Linked DNA regions of Homo sapiens: all the other regions are linked to region 2. Evidence: chromatin contacts called from ENCODE Hi-C or POLR2A ChIA-PET data. All regions are on one chromosome and are shown on one strand. The core of a region is the stretch at or near the end of the contact, and the rest is flanking DNA. Distances in the headings are between cores, read along the strand shown.

What was found. A loop is a pair of places that touch in the nucleus more often than their neighbours do. ChIA-PET counts read pairs that join two places held with the same protein, here RNA polymerase II (POLR2A). Pooled maps may share reads with other maps.
Region 1: a pooled map shows a loop between it and region 2 (5-fold over the local background). The contact joins the enhancer-like site here to the promoter of ZBTB43 in region 2. A Hi-C loop is called at or near these places in 1 of 168 maps with a recorded cell type or tissue (CD8-positive, alpha-beta T cell), 1 of 37 single-sample maps with no recorded cell type and 8 of 50 pooled maps. POLR2A ChIA-PET finds 5 or more read pairs at or near these places in 14 of 52 experiments (AG04450, B cell, CD8-positive, alpha-beta memory T cell and 9 more).
Region 3: a map of CD8-positive, alpha-beta T cell shows a loop between it and region 2 (32-fold over the local background). The contact joins the promoter of RALGPS1 here to the promoter of ZBTB43 in region 2. A Hi-C loop is called at or near these places in 4 of 168 maps with a recorded cell type or tissue (CD4-positive, alpha-beta T cell, CD8-positive, alpha-beta T cell, OCI-LY7 and 1 more), 13 of 37 single-sample maps with no recorded cell type and 15 of 50 pooled maps. POLR2A ChIA-PET finds 5 or more read pairs at or near these places in 12 of 52 experiments (A549, CD4-positive, alpha-beta T cell, GM12878 and 7 more).

What each region holds. Positions count from the first base shown.
Region 1 is chr9:126,703,374-126,707,572 of GRCh38, reverse strand. No RefSeq gene overlaps it. Among named protein-coding and RNA genes, the nearest start is that of LMX1B, 92 kb to the right of the region's middle. RefSeq lists enhancers at 800-879, 614-1,337, 1,338-2,063, 1,969-2,263, 2,064-2,789. Within about 2 kb of position 2,837, at least 2 of the 41 ENCODE cell types and tissues checked have a DNase peak (open chromatin) inside an H3K27ac peak, as active enhancers do.
Region 2 is chr9:126,802,841-126,806,634 of GRCh38, reverse strand. ZBTB43 (zinc finger and BTB domain containing 43) reads right to left here and starts at 1,595. Exons shown (of 3, transcript NM_014007.4): 1 at 1,503-1,595. RefSeq lists enhancers at 421-570, 721-830, 1,241-1,300, 1,368-1,869 and a silencer at 1,931-1,980.
Region 3 is chr9:126,913,163-126,917,273 of GRCh38, reverse strand. RALGPS1 (Ral GEF with PH domain and SH3 binding motif 1) reads right to left here and starts at 2,492. Exons shown (of 19, transcript NM_014636.3): 1 at 2,299-2,492. RefSeq lists enhancers at 188-237, 1,531-1,600 and a silencer at 2,091-2,520.

The DNA of each region.
Region 1 (4,199 bases), core at 1,588-4,087, 100 kb after region 2:
TAGCACTATTACTAGGGGTTGGCAGGGCATTTTATAAGCAAAAAGATCAAATGCAATAAGTTGCCTTCATGCAGAATTGCAGCTTCACTTCATTTTTGCAGAGCATGATTGCAGTTTTCTGCCCTTGTCACAATCACTCTGTTTGTCGACATTTTTGTGATGGGTATAAACTGATTATTTGCTTATTAGTAACTCAGCACCAATAATTCACTTTTTCAATTGAACTCTGTTGCATATGAAGTACCCTGCTGCCTGTCCCTGAGGCACAGACTCAAGTTCCAGCTGTGGGTAAATCACAGCTGTCCCTGCTCTCTGTGTGTGAGGGGGACCAGAGGAGACCCCACACCAGGCAGGTGCTGGTGACCACGAGAGCTGTGATAGCAGGAACCTCTGTTGCAGCGATGATATATGTTGTCCACTGCGTATCTTACATCAAAAATCATCATTTTCATTTGTTCCCAGGAAATCTCTTGACAATATCCTGTTGGATGCAATTTGCAGAAAAAATGTCTCCAAAGCAATGCCTCCTCTTAAATACAGGCTCAAAATCCGTGCACAGGTGAGGTGTAGAGTTTTCGCAGACCATGTGTGTGTAAGTGAGACGGAGTGATGTTGTGAAATGTGAAGGAGAAAGTGCAAAGACAGTCATTGTGCTCTGTTGAGAATCATTTTAGCTACTATTTTTTTTGAGCACTGATAAAAATATCTCATTTATTCACCCCAAAACTCTGTGAGATGGTGTGGGGTTTAATCCGGACTCTTTGGTAAGAAGTGACAGAGACTCAAACTAGCTTAAGCAATAAGTGCTTTATTGGCCATGTATTTGTTAGCCCTTCAATGCCTACATAAAGTGAAGCCTTGGGGCCGCCCCTCTCTCTGACTCTTCCTTCTGCCTGTGAATTGACCGTGAGCTCTAGGGCTCCCCCGCGTGGTGAGGAACATGGCTGAGAGCATCCCTGCACTGTGATTCGAGAAGGGGCCCCGACTTCAGCTTTGGACGGGTCACAGGGAATGGGGTGCTCTGGCCACCAGGCTCAGAGCTGGCGGACTGGCAGGCACAAGCTCCCACTGCCCAGGCCTCGATGCCGCCTCTGGCGCAGCCCATGTGGTTCCGGGAGGCCTAAGTGTCTGTTCCCCTGACAGCTGCCCATCAGCCTCAGAGATGGGGCAGGGAAGGCTGGTGTCACAGGAAACACAGCTGGCAGAAGCTTCCCTGGCCTAAAGGAGGTATCCACCTGCTCTGGAGGTATCCACAGGGGACGGCTCATCCCCTGGAGGGATGAGCCTCACTCTGGTCGGGGAGACCCCCTCGTGTGCCTGGAGGCGGTCCTGGGGAAGGGGAAGCTGGCCTGGGGCCTGGGGAGGACCTAAGCCTGCTGACCTTGCTCGAGGGAAAAGGGGCCGGCTGGGCTGGGGCTGCGGGTGAGGGTGGGAGGTGGCAGCTCAGGGGATGGGGGTGGGAGGTGGGGGGTGGCTGCTCAGCTGTCCCCTACTTCCACCTCATGGCCCTCCCTCCGGGCTCGAGGAGCTGCGGGTAAGCGCCGTAGGCAGGGGCCAGGGTGCTGCGGGTAAGCGGGGCCACGGTGCTGCGGGTAAGCGGGGCCACGGAGCTGCGGGTAAGCAGCGCCCCCCAGGCTTTTAGCCTTCCTGATCCTCACCATCTCCAGCAATAAAACGGGGTGGCAACAGTCCCCGCCGCACGGGTCGGCGTGAGGAGTCCGTGGGTCAGGCATAACAAGGCTCCAAAGCGGTTGCTATCGTTTTTGGTTTTTCCCTGCCCATCTCCCTCTATTTTCCTCCTCGTGTGTCTCTGCACTGCCCCAGCCCTGGTTCAGACCCCAGCCTGCCGCTTCCCAGCTGTGTGGCCTCAGGCAGGCTCCTTAACATCTCTGAGCCCGCTCTCCTGTCCTGTGAAATGGGAATGCGCGCTTCCATCCACTCAGGGTTGCGTGGGGGAATCCGCGGTGTCCTCGGTGAGCAGCGCCCACGCAGTGCGGGGCTCACAGAAGCCTCTGCGGAGGCGGCGTCCTCGCTCCTGCCTTCTTTGGCCACGATCAGGAGCCTCCTCAGTCCCCGCCGCCCCTCAGCGCTCCGCCGGCCACGTGGGCTACACCTGACTGACTCCGGATCGCCACCTCGTGGCCTGACGGGTGATTGCAGGTTTGTAGCGAAATTCAGGTCTGTTCTGGGGATTTAACAGCAAAGCGCCCCAAGATTTGATACGGGGAGGGGGATTGGGGGCCACGAGTGAAAGTGGAGTGCTCCTCACAGCAAGCCACCTGCATGTTCGATGCAGAGGGAAGATGCACCAAGGGCCGCTTTCCCTTGGGCCCGTTCCCACGAGATTCTGGGCTTTCTGTGCTGTGGCTGAGCTATTGGGATCAGTTTTCCCAGTGAAGAAATGAAGGCTCTTGAAACTATGGTAGGGGAACACCCAGGACTCTAAGGAATTAAAAATGTACATTTTCTTTGTCTAGTAAGTGGGTAAAGAGGTTTTTGTCATTCCTCTTTGGGCCATGAATAGGTATGTTTGAGAATACATACACTCCTTTGCATTTCCAGTATCTCGTAGTGTGCTCATTTTATTCCCTGCTAAATCAAAGAACAGGATGTGACATGTTAAGTGTCTCTTGCTGCCAAGGACATGAATGACCCTGGCATGCCCAGCGTGGTAGTGCTGGGGCTCTCACCTTCTGCCACCTCCAGCCTTCAGACTGTGAATCCAAGCTGGCTGTGCCCTGCTGCCCCAGACTTCTGCAGCTCCCACCTCTGAGCCTGTGCTCCACCTACCCGCCTCCTCTCACCCCACGCACGCTGACTCATCTTTGCAGGCTCAGCCCGAACGTCCCTCCTTTAGGAGGCTTTCTCTGCTTTCCCAGGCACAGCCATCATCAGCCTGCCACTCGTTGAGTCCTGTAAGTCTTTCTCCTAACTCCTTCTTAGGCTCTGCCCAGGTGGGCTGGGTCTGGGAAGGTTCTGCCAAGCTAGGGCTGAAGGGCAAAGCAAGAAGCAGCCCAGGGCAGGTCTCCCTTCTGTCAGGCTGCAGGGGTTGCTCTGAAGTCAAAGCCATGAACAGAGTCCCCGTGTCCATCAATGCCTGGGGTCAAGGTCTGCCTGGCATAGAGTCAGGGGAAACTCATGCCAAAGGGGGCTTCTGGGGCAGACCAGTGACAGCTGGAGGACAGGTGGTCCTGGGAGGAATGGGGGTTGGAGGGCCATGTCCTCATCTTCCAAATGGACATCATTTGCCCCCGGGGCTGCGAGGTGTCAGTGAGGCAGGACACAGGAGGCTCAGCCAGTGTCAGGTGCGTGGGAGTGCTCCCCGAGTGCTCCCTTCCCTGCTGATGAGGAGCTGAGGGGAACCCAGCAGCCTTCTCCCAACGTTCTGCGTCTCCGCCAGCTGACCACCCTGCAGGCCAGGCATTGACCTGCCACTGCACTGCCTGCATCCAGGGTGCCACTCACATGATGCTAGGGATTGCATGGCTCTATGTGGTGGCCCTCCTCCTGACCGTCCCCCATATGCCCATCTGTCCAGGCTGATTGTCAATCTGTACAGCTGCTGCACATACCTCACCTTCTCCAATCTGGGGTGCGCGACAGGGGCTGGCAGCAGTGAGGGGTTCCAGAGGCAGGACTGGGGGCTCTCAGAGTCATTGAAGATAAGTTTTGTAGGGTGACCTCAGAGTTATACTCCTTGCCTGTGATCTCTCCTTTCTCAACTCCACAGGATCCATGGCCTAAACCTCAAATTCCTGGGAGGAATCATTCCGGAACCAAGTTACTCTCCAAGCCTCAGTTTTCTTATCTGTGCAATGGGCTAGGAGCTGTTCTGAGTTGTCGTGAGGGCCAATGGCCCAAAGTCTGAGACTGGCAGGGGCAGGCATTCCACTAGTGCCCGTCCTGTTTAACACTGGCCCCTGGGCTGGGCACAGCAGCTCGCACCTATCATCCCAGTGCTTTGGGAAGCCAAGGTGGGAAGGTTGCTTGAGACCAGGAGTTCAGGACCAGCGTAGGCAACAGAGACTCCGTGTCTACAGAAAAACTTAAAAAATTAGCTGGGTATGGTGACGTGTGCCTGTAGCTCCAGCTACTCAGGAGGCTTGGGTTGGAGGCTTGCTTGAGCCCAGGAGTCTGAGGTTTAGAGTGAGCTATGATTGCACCGCCGCACTCCAGCCTGGGTGACAGTCAAAATTAAA
Region 2 (3,794 bases), core at 346-2,845:
AAAACTTTAAGACTTAACAATTTTAAGTAATTTTAAGAGTCCAATTCAGTGAAGTACATTCACAATGTTGTGCAATCATCACAACCCATTTCCAGACCTTATTCATCATCCCCCAAAACTCTGTTCTGTAACATTAAGCAATAACTCCTCTCCCCAGCCCCTGGTAAACTATTCTACTTTCCGTCTCTTAATTGGTTTATTCTAGGTACTTCATTTAAGTGCTCTCAAACAACATTTGTCCTTTTGTGTGTGGTTTATTTCTCCCGTGGTGCTTTTATAAAGCAAATAATAAATTCCCAATTATTAGGTTTCTTATAATTTAACTGAAAATGCTGACACAATCTCTGAACTAAGCATGCAGTTATCCCAGAAACCCTGCTACTGTTCCAGTAGCCCCAAAGACCTCAGTCTGATCCTTTCTTAGCCTGTAGACAGGCCTGTTAAACAGCTGTAACTCAAAGAGCAGGCTCCAGAGATCCCTGGAGACCATCCTGTGGTGAGTGGATAGAGCGAAGGCATTTGGGAAGCTGTGCAGGCCTGAGAAACCACAGGCGAGAAAAGGAGAGGACTCATCAAGCTGCTCTGGCCCTAAAATGGGCCTCCTGTCTCCCTGACAGGCTCTCCTGCACTCTGACACTTATGTTGGGCGACACCTGTCAGAGTTGAGGCCAAACTGCGGTCGAGTCACTGAGAGTGTCACCAGTGCAGGGAACTTCACGGGGTCATGAGTCACCTTCCATGGCTCAGAGGTCTGGGCAGCCCTGCCCCACCCAAACTCAGGAAAGAGAGACAAGAGGCAAAAACAAAGTTGGCAGAAAGAGAGAAACAGACAGATGGCCAAAAAGCCAGACTGACAGGCCCTGAATTAGAGTAAGGGCTGAGTGGCAGAGACAGGGTGAACAGACACAGAAGCAAGGTGGAGACAGATATAAAACAGGATCCAGATACCCCGACAAAGACAAAGTGGAGAGAAATATCAGGTTGACAGCGACCTAGCTGAAAGACAAAAAGGGCAGGTTACAACAGGTGACAGAGACAGCAACAGGGGATGCTGAATGTTTTACTTAAACAGAAGATCAGCTAAGTCCAGGCGCAGTCTTTCTCCCAGCTCGGCTCGTCAGGCCTCAGGCATTGGTGGCTCGAACCCGAGGTCGTCAAGCCGCGCCCACCCTACGCCCCGAAAGGCCAGCGGACGGACGGGGGCGGGATCTCTAAGCGCTGTGGCCGGCGGAGCTCCGCCGCCGCGAGGGTGACCTTGGGCGAGAAGCTGCCCCAAAGGCCTCGGTATCGCGGTCTGCGCGCCGTGTGGGCAGAAGACTGCGGGATTCGGAGCTGGAGCGCCGGGACCCCAACCTCCCGCGCGGGGCTTTGGTATGCCGGTCCACGGAATGGGCCTGGCGGGGCCAGCGGCGCGAGCGTCGGGGCCTGCTGAGGAGCCCTTAACTCCCCCACCGACTTCTCCTCCCCTACCCTTGCCGCCCGTGGTCCTGGCCACGCAGTACCTGCCAAGGGCTCAGCGCTCACATCCCCCGCCCAAGATATCCTCTCTGCCGCCGGCGCAGGCCTGTTGTAGCCTCAGCTGCCGCAACAGATTCAGCCTGTGCCTTCAGCCCCCGGAAACGCTTCCCGGTCCCGCCCCCCGAAACTGACAGTGCTTCCGGGGGTGCGTCAGAGAGAAAGCGGAGTGCGCATGCGGGACTTACCGTCTGAGCTGGGCGTCGGGAGAGAGCGCGGAGGTAGCGGGCGCCTGCGCAGTACACTCTGGAGCGGGTCAATTTTAGGGACTGACTACGCTGTTGAAAATAGGGGAGCAGATACTGAGTTCTAAACCTTCTTGAAACCTTGGCATAGGCCAGGCGCGGTAGCCCACGTCTGTAATCCCTGCACTTTGGGAGGCCGAGAGGGGATGATCGCTTGAGGCTAGGAGTTCGAGACCATCCTGGCCAACATGGTGAAACCCTGTCTCTACAAAACATACAAAAATTAGCTGAGCGTGGTTGCGCGCGCCTGTAATCCCAGCTACTTGGGAAGCTGAGACAGGAGAATTGCCTGAACCCGTGAGGCAGAGGTTGCAGTGAGCCGAGATCACGCCGCTGCACTCCAGCCTGAGCACAGAGCAAGACTCTTAAACAACAACAACAACAACAACAAAACAAACAAAAACACCTTGACCTTCTCCGTCTCTTCTCTAAACAAACGAACGAAAACCTTGACCTCAGTATGCCTGGCGGAGATTATCTCCAAATCCGTTTCTGCCTTCACAGCACCCATCTCGCTTTTTGGCATGTAGTAGATGCTCAGTAAATGGTCAATGAAAGGACCAGTGCCTTTCCGTGGGCTGCATTGTGCTGGGCACTGGGGTCACACAGATGGTGGGACAGAAACGATCTCTCTAGCCTCCAATTCTCCCACTCCCTCCCAAAACCTCCATACCTCTTCTCGCCCCTTTCTTCCCCACTGCCCCCCCATGTTAGTGTAGAAGAGAGATAGGTCTTTAGCGGTGGGACTCTTACCTTTGGACCCGTTTACAGACCAAGTGCCCTCTTTGTAGAAGAACTAATTTATACCTGAAATCCAGGCAGCTGAAGCGATGTGGTCATAATGCCTTCTGGATTTAGGGTGGATGTTCTCGTGGGGCCTGACATGCCTGTTTGATATTGTCTGTCTCAGTTTAAGCTGATTGGTTTCCCAGCTGTTATGCCTGTCTTGCTTGTTGTTGGGCCCTAGGACACAGGAGTGTAGCTTTCCTAGAGAATTCTACCAAAAAAATTTTTTTTTCTAGAAAACAAAATGAAAGAAAACAAATATGGAAGCACAGAAATGGGAGTGGATGCAGAACAGCTTGTCAAAGATTCTACTTCAAACATGTATGCTCCAGCTCCCCCGCCTTGTGGTTTTGTTTTGTTTTGTTTTGTTTTTTTTTGGAGACGAATTCTTGCTCTGTTGCCCAGGCTGGAATGCAGTGGCACAATCTTGGCTCACTGCAACCTCCGCCTCCCAGGTTCAAACGATTCTCCTGCCTCAGCCTCCCGAGTAGCTGAGACTACAGGTGCATGCCACCATGCCTGGCTAATTTTTGTATTTTTAGTAGAGACGGGGTTTCACCATCTTGGCCAGGCTGGTCTCAAACTCCTGACCTCATGATCCAACCGCCTCGGCCTCCCAAAGTGCTGGGATTACAGGCGTGAGCAACTGCACCCAGCCTAGTTGAGTATACTCTTTAAGTGTTTTGCCACTTTTATTCCTGCCTCTAAGCAGACCTGAAGTTTGGAAGTTCAACTGCCATCATGTGCCTATGAAGTGGTAAGTAAATGCTAAGGCTGGCAAAGCAGGAAGATTGAGAGAACCTAGGTCCCATATGACATTAGGCCACAGTTCCAGCTTTGGACACCCTTAAGTGTTTTGTTGCATGAGCCAAATAAACTTCTTACTTGGACTTTATTTCTGGCAATATTGAGGACTATATATTTACAAATATTACTACAACAAAATATATAAAATTGCTAGAAGAAATATTTAGAATACCCTCTTAAACGCATGGATACACTTGCAAAAAAAAAGTCAGGAAAATTATCTGAAGCTAGGAGGAAAACAAGAACACAAGCCTGGGAAGTCAAACAATTGATGTTCAGAAATTATGCAGAGGTACCGTCTGCATCTGTTCCGATCCATTGGTGCATGTCCTGTACTGACAAATATTTTCAAAATTATCTCTGGAGATAGGTAAACACTGATACTGCTACCAGCTATAGGAGCGTTCACCTGGGTCCAGGCAGGATAAGAGTCAAATTGCA
Region 3 (4,111 bases), core at 1,243-3,742, 110 kb before region 2:
GTCTCTGAGAGCCATTAACACCGCTTCTGCCAAGACAGAGTGGGAGAACTCTCACATGCTGCTTCTAGATCCTCTGGGACCTGCCACACAAGCACAGGCACCAGTAAGGGCCTAATCCCCTCAATGCTACTGGGTCACCACTGCACCAACTAGTGGTAATGAGGGAGGCCAGCACCATGGTTCCTGGCCCCTAAAGTCCCACAGCTTCTACAGTGAAAAAAAAAAAATTCAGGTTAGTAGAGAAGGCTCCACCTACCTTCACTTCTGTCCATGCAACGAAGGTAGGAGGCATTACAGTTTGGACTGGTCAACTACCAGTGAGCAGAGGCACTGGGCTTTGAAAGGTCACATATATGGGTATACAACACTCTTCTGAAATTCAGAAAAAGCCCTGTCATCCTGCTTCCTTCTCCCCGCCCCTGTGGGTACACAGTGGAGTCAGGCATTGCCTTCTTTTGGGGGTCTTCTTTTGGGGATTTTTGTGTGTTTTGAGATGGAAAAGTCTCACTCCATCGCCCAGGGTGGAGTGCAGTGGCACGATCTCGGCTCACTGCAACCTCCGCCTCCCACGTTCAAGCAATTCTCGGCCTCAGCCTCCTGAGTAGCTGAGATTACAGGTGCCCGCCACCATGCCCGGCTGACTTTTGTATTTTTTAGTAGAGAGGGGGTTTCACCATGTTGGCCAGGCTGGTCTCGGACTCCTGACCTCAAATGATCCACCCGCCTTGGCCTCCCAAAGTGCTGGGATTACAAGCGTGAGCCACCGCGCCCGACCCTCTTGGAATGTGGTAAAATCGGGGTCTGTACTTGGATGGGGGCAGAGGGACTTCCATAGCCTCAGGCCTGAGCTTTATGTTCCAGCTCAGAGTCCTCACCGGGGTTGGGGTCTAAAGGTCAGCAAACAAATGTTCTGCTGCTTCCACTTGCCACTGCTCCCTGCGTTGCAGCAGCTCCCTCAGAGGCCTCGCAGAGAGAAGCAGTCACGATCCAAGACACGGCTGAGTCTTTTGGGAACTCCCAACAAAACCTCATCCCAAACTGCGAAAAGACAGTGGTCTAGTCTCACCTCTTAACTAGAAACAAACCCTCTCTTCTTTAGACTCTCCAGTCCCTGAATCCAACCTGCCCATCGGCACAAGAAAAAGGAAACTCATAACTTTATCCAGCGATTTGCTCAGTAGGCACTGTTTCATCCTATCCTCACCAGGCCCCTGGGAGGCACACAGGCAGGTACTAACATGCTCATTTTGCAACGGAGGAAACAGGTGAAAAACTCTCCCAGGTAGCATAGTCAAAAGCTTCTGAATTCTCATCCCTGCTCTCCCCACTTAACAGGCTGCCATTTCAGTCTTTTTGAGACGCACTGCTGAGATCTACAGCAGCTTCTGGTACCAGTGGCCAGCAAGCCAGGACCCCTCCCAAGCCTCATACTACTCTTCAAGCACACACATTTTTCAACAACCGATCATCCAATGACAACCAACCCCCCGCCCCCCGCATCCTGGCAAGCCCCTTCAATAGCAACAGGAAAGCCCCTGAGGTGCGAAAAACAGCGCGCCCCACTTAGGGCGCGGCGTAGCATAGGGGAGGCAACCGGCCAGTAACCAGGGCAGCTGAGCTCCAAGCCCGAGTCAGCAGAGGCACAGGCAGGCCCGGACGGCCCTTCTAGCGGCAGCCCCGGATGCCCCCAGAATCCTCAGGGAGCCCAAAGCCCCCGCTCCCACCCAAGCACCCCTGGGCAGCGGAGAGGGCGGCCTTTCCTTCTCGGGCGACCACTCACCCTCGCCTGCTCCTCACCTGGGGCCCTGCTTCCGTACCGCAGCCACCCGGGCCCCGCCCCCCACCGCTGCAGGTCCCCGGGCCCCGCCCCCCGCACCTGTGCTTTCCTTGGGTCCAGCGCGGGCCGCACCCCACAGCCCCGCCCACGGCAGCCCCGCCGGCCCCGCCCCCCGCACCTGCAGCCGCGGCGCCCCGCCCAACTGCCCCCCCGGCCCCGCCCCCCGCGCCCGCGCCTCTTCCCCGCCGTCCTTCACGCTCCCGGGGACCAGCGCGCCCCTGGCCCCGGACCCCAGAACCCCCGGACCCCGGCCAGGCCCCGGCGCCGGGCACCCGCAGGCACGGCCCCGGCCCCGCCTCCCGCACCGAGGCCCCTCCCCGGCTTCGGCGGCCCTCGGGGTCCCGCCCCCCACACCTGCAGCTCCCTCAGGCCCGGCCTCAGGGCCCGCCCCGCCCCGCCCCGCCCCGTCGGCCGCGCCTCTCACCGCCGCTCTCCCCGCCGCCGCAGTCCCGGCCGGTCACCTTGACGCGGGCCGCAGTGGCTGCCGCCGCTTCCTCATGGCCCTGGGAGCGGCCCAGCGGCAGCGGCGCCTTCGCTTGGAGGCCGGGGCCACGCCGAGCCGGGCCGGGGCCGGGCCAGGCGCAGCTGGAGCGCGGGCAGACGCGGGAGCGGAGCCGGTGCCCAGCCGCAGTAGGAACCGTCCGCTCCAGGGCCTGAGCGGCGGGCCTCTCATCCAATCGGCGCGCGGCACCAGAACAGCCCCCCAACCAGCTCGTTGTAGGGGCGGAGACACGCAAATCGGCCGGCTGGTCGTACCAGTGCGCAGCCGCTGCATCCGCGGTCCTCCCGGGCCTCGGCCTCCGAGCTCATCTGCAGACGCCCTCCCCGCCCGCAGGGATGCTGCGCTGCCAGCACACCCGGCCCGCCGCCCGCCACGCCCATCCCCTGCCTAGAAATAGCCGCGCATCTTATTCCCCACACGGCCGTCCAGGCCTCACCCGATATCCCCCGTAAATCCCTACCTGGGATTTATCGTTTTCAACAAAAATGGTTTTGTGAGCGAGACATCGCCTTAGTGCCCATTCTTCACAGCTGGGAGGTAGGCACAGAGCCCAGAACGTCAGAGCCAGAAGAAACCTCGGAGTTCCTGGCGGGGCGGGGGGGGGGGCGGTCTCATCCATTTTACAGCTGGGCAGAGTTAGGCCCAACGAGGTGAAGGGACTTGCCCAAGACCACACAGGAGCAAAGCTGGGGAATGAGCCCGGATCCTGTCTCTCTGCTCCCACATCTTTACTCTGTGCCAGGCACGGTGAGGTGGGCACAGAGGTTAAGTCATTTAGCTAGAGTCGCAGGGATAATAAATTGCAAAGACAATTGAAGCCAGGTCTGTGAATCCCTGGAAATCTGGAACCACAGCAAAACTCCGTTCTGCCTCCCACAGACAGGAGGTACTATGACCTGCCCTACTCCGAAAGATTCTTGGACAAATAGAACATCATTCTGACAATCTTCAAAGTAATTTTGCAGTAATATGAATGAATATGGAATGATTGGTTATTATGCTTCCCAAAGCTTATGAAAGGAAAAAAGAAACAAACAAAAAAGAATATAAATAGAGTCAGTAGAAGTTAAACCACCTGTGTCTTAAAAGACCTCTGGGAGAAGTTTCTGCTATTTTGTATTAAGAAAACGGTAATCATCGAAGAAGGTGCTTAATTATTTTGCATAAAGAGAACAAGAGCCTGGCGAGTTGGCTCATGCCTGTAATCCCAGCACTTTGGGAAGCCAAAGCGGGAGGATTGCTTGAGTTCAGAAGTGTGAGACCAGCCTGGGCAACATGGCCAGACCCTGTCTCTAATAACAATACAAAAATTAGCGAGGCGTGGTGGCGCAGACTGTAGTCCCAGCTACTCAGGAGAGTGAGATGGGAGTATCACTTGAGCCCGGGAGGTCAAGGCTGCAGTGAGCCTCAAGTGATGGCGCCACTGCACTCCAGCCTGGATGACAGAGCGATACCCTGTCTCAAAAAAGAGAGAGAGACCATCCTGGCTAACATGGTGAAAACCTGTCTCTACTAAAAATACAAAAAATTAGCCGGGCGTGGTGCGGACGCCTGTAGTCCCAGCTACTCGGGAGGCTGAGGCAGGAGAACGGCGTGAACTTGGGAGGCGGTGCTTGCAGTGAGCTGAGATCGCACCACTGCACTCCAGCCTGGGCGACAGAGCGAGACTTCGTCCCAAAAAAAAAAAAGAAGAGAGAGAGAGAACAAGAGACAGTGTAGTGCAATGGTTCTGCCCTGGCTCTGCCACCAGCAAGCTGTGTACATGTGAGCAA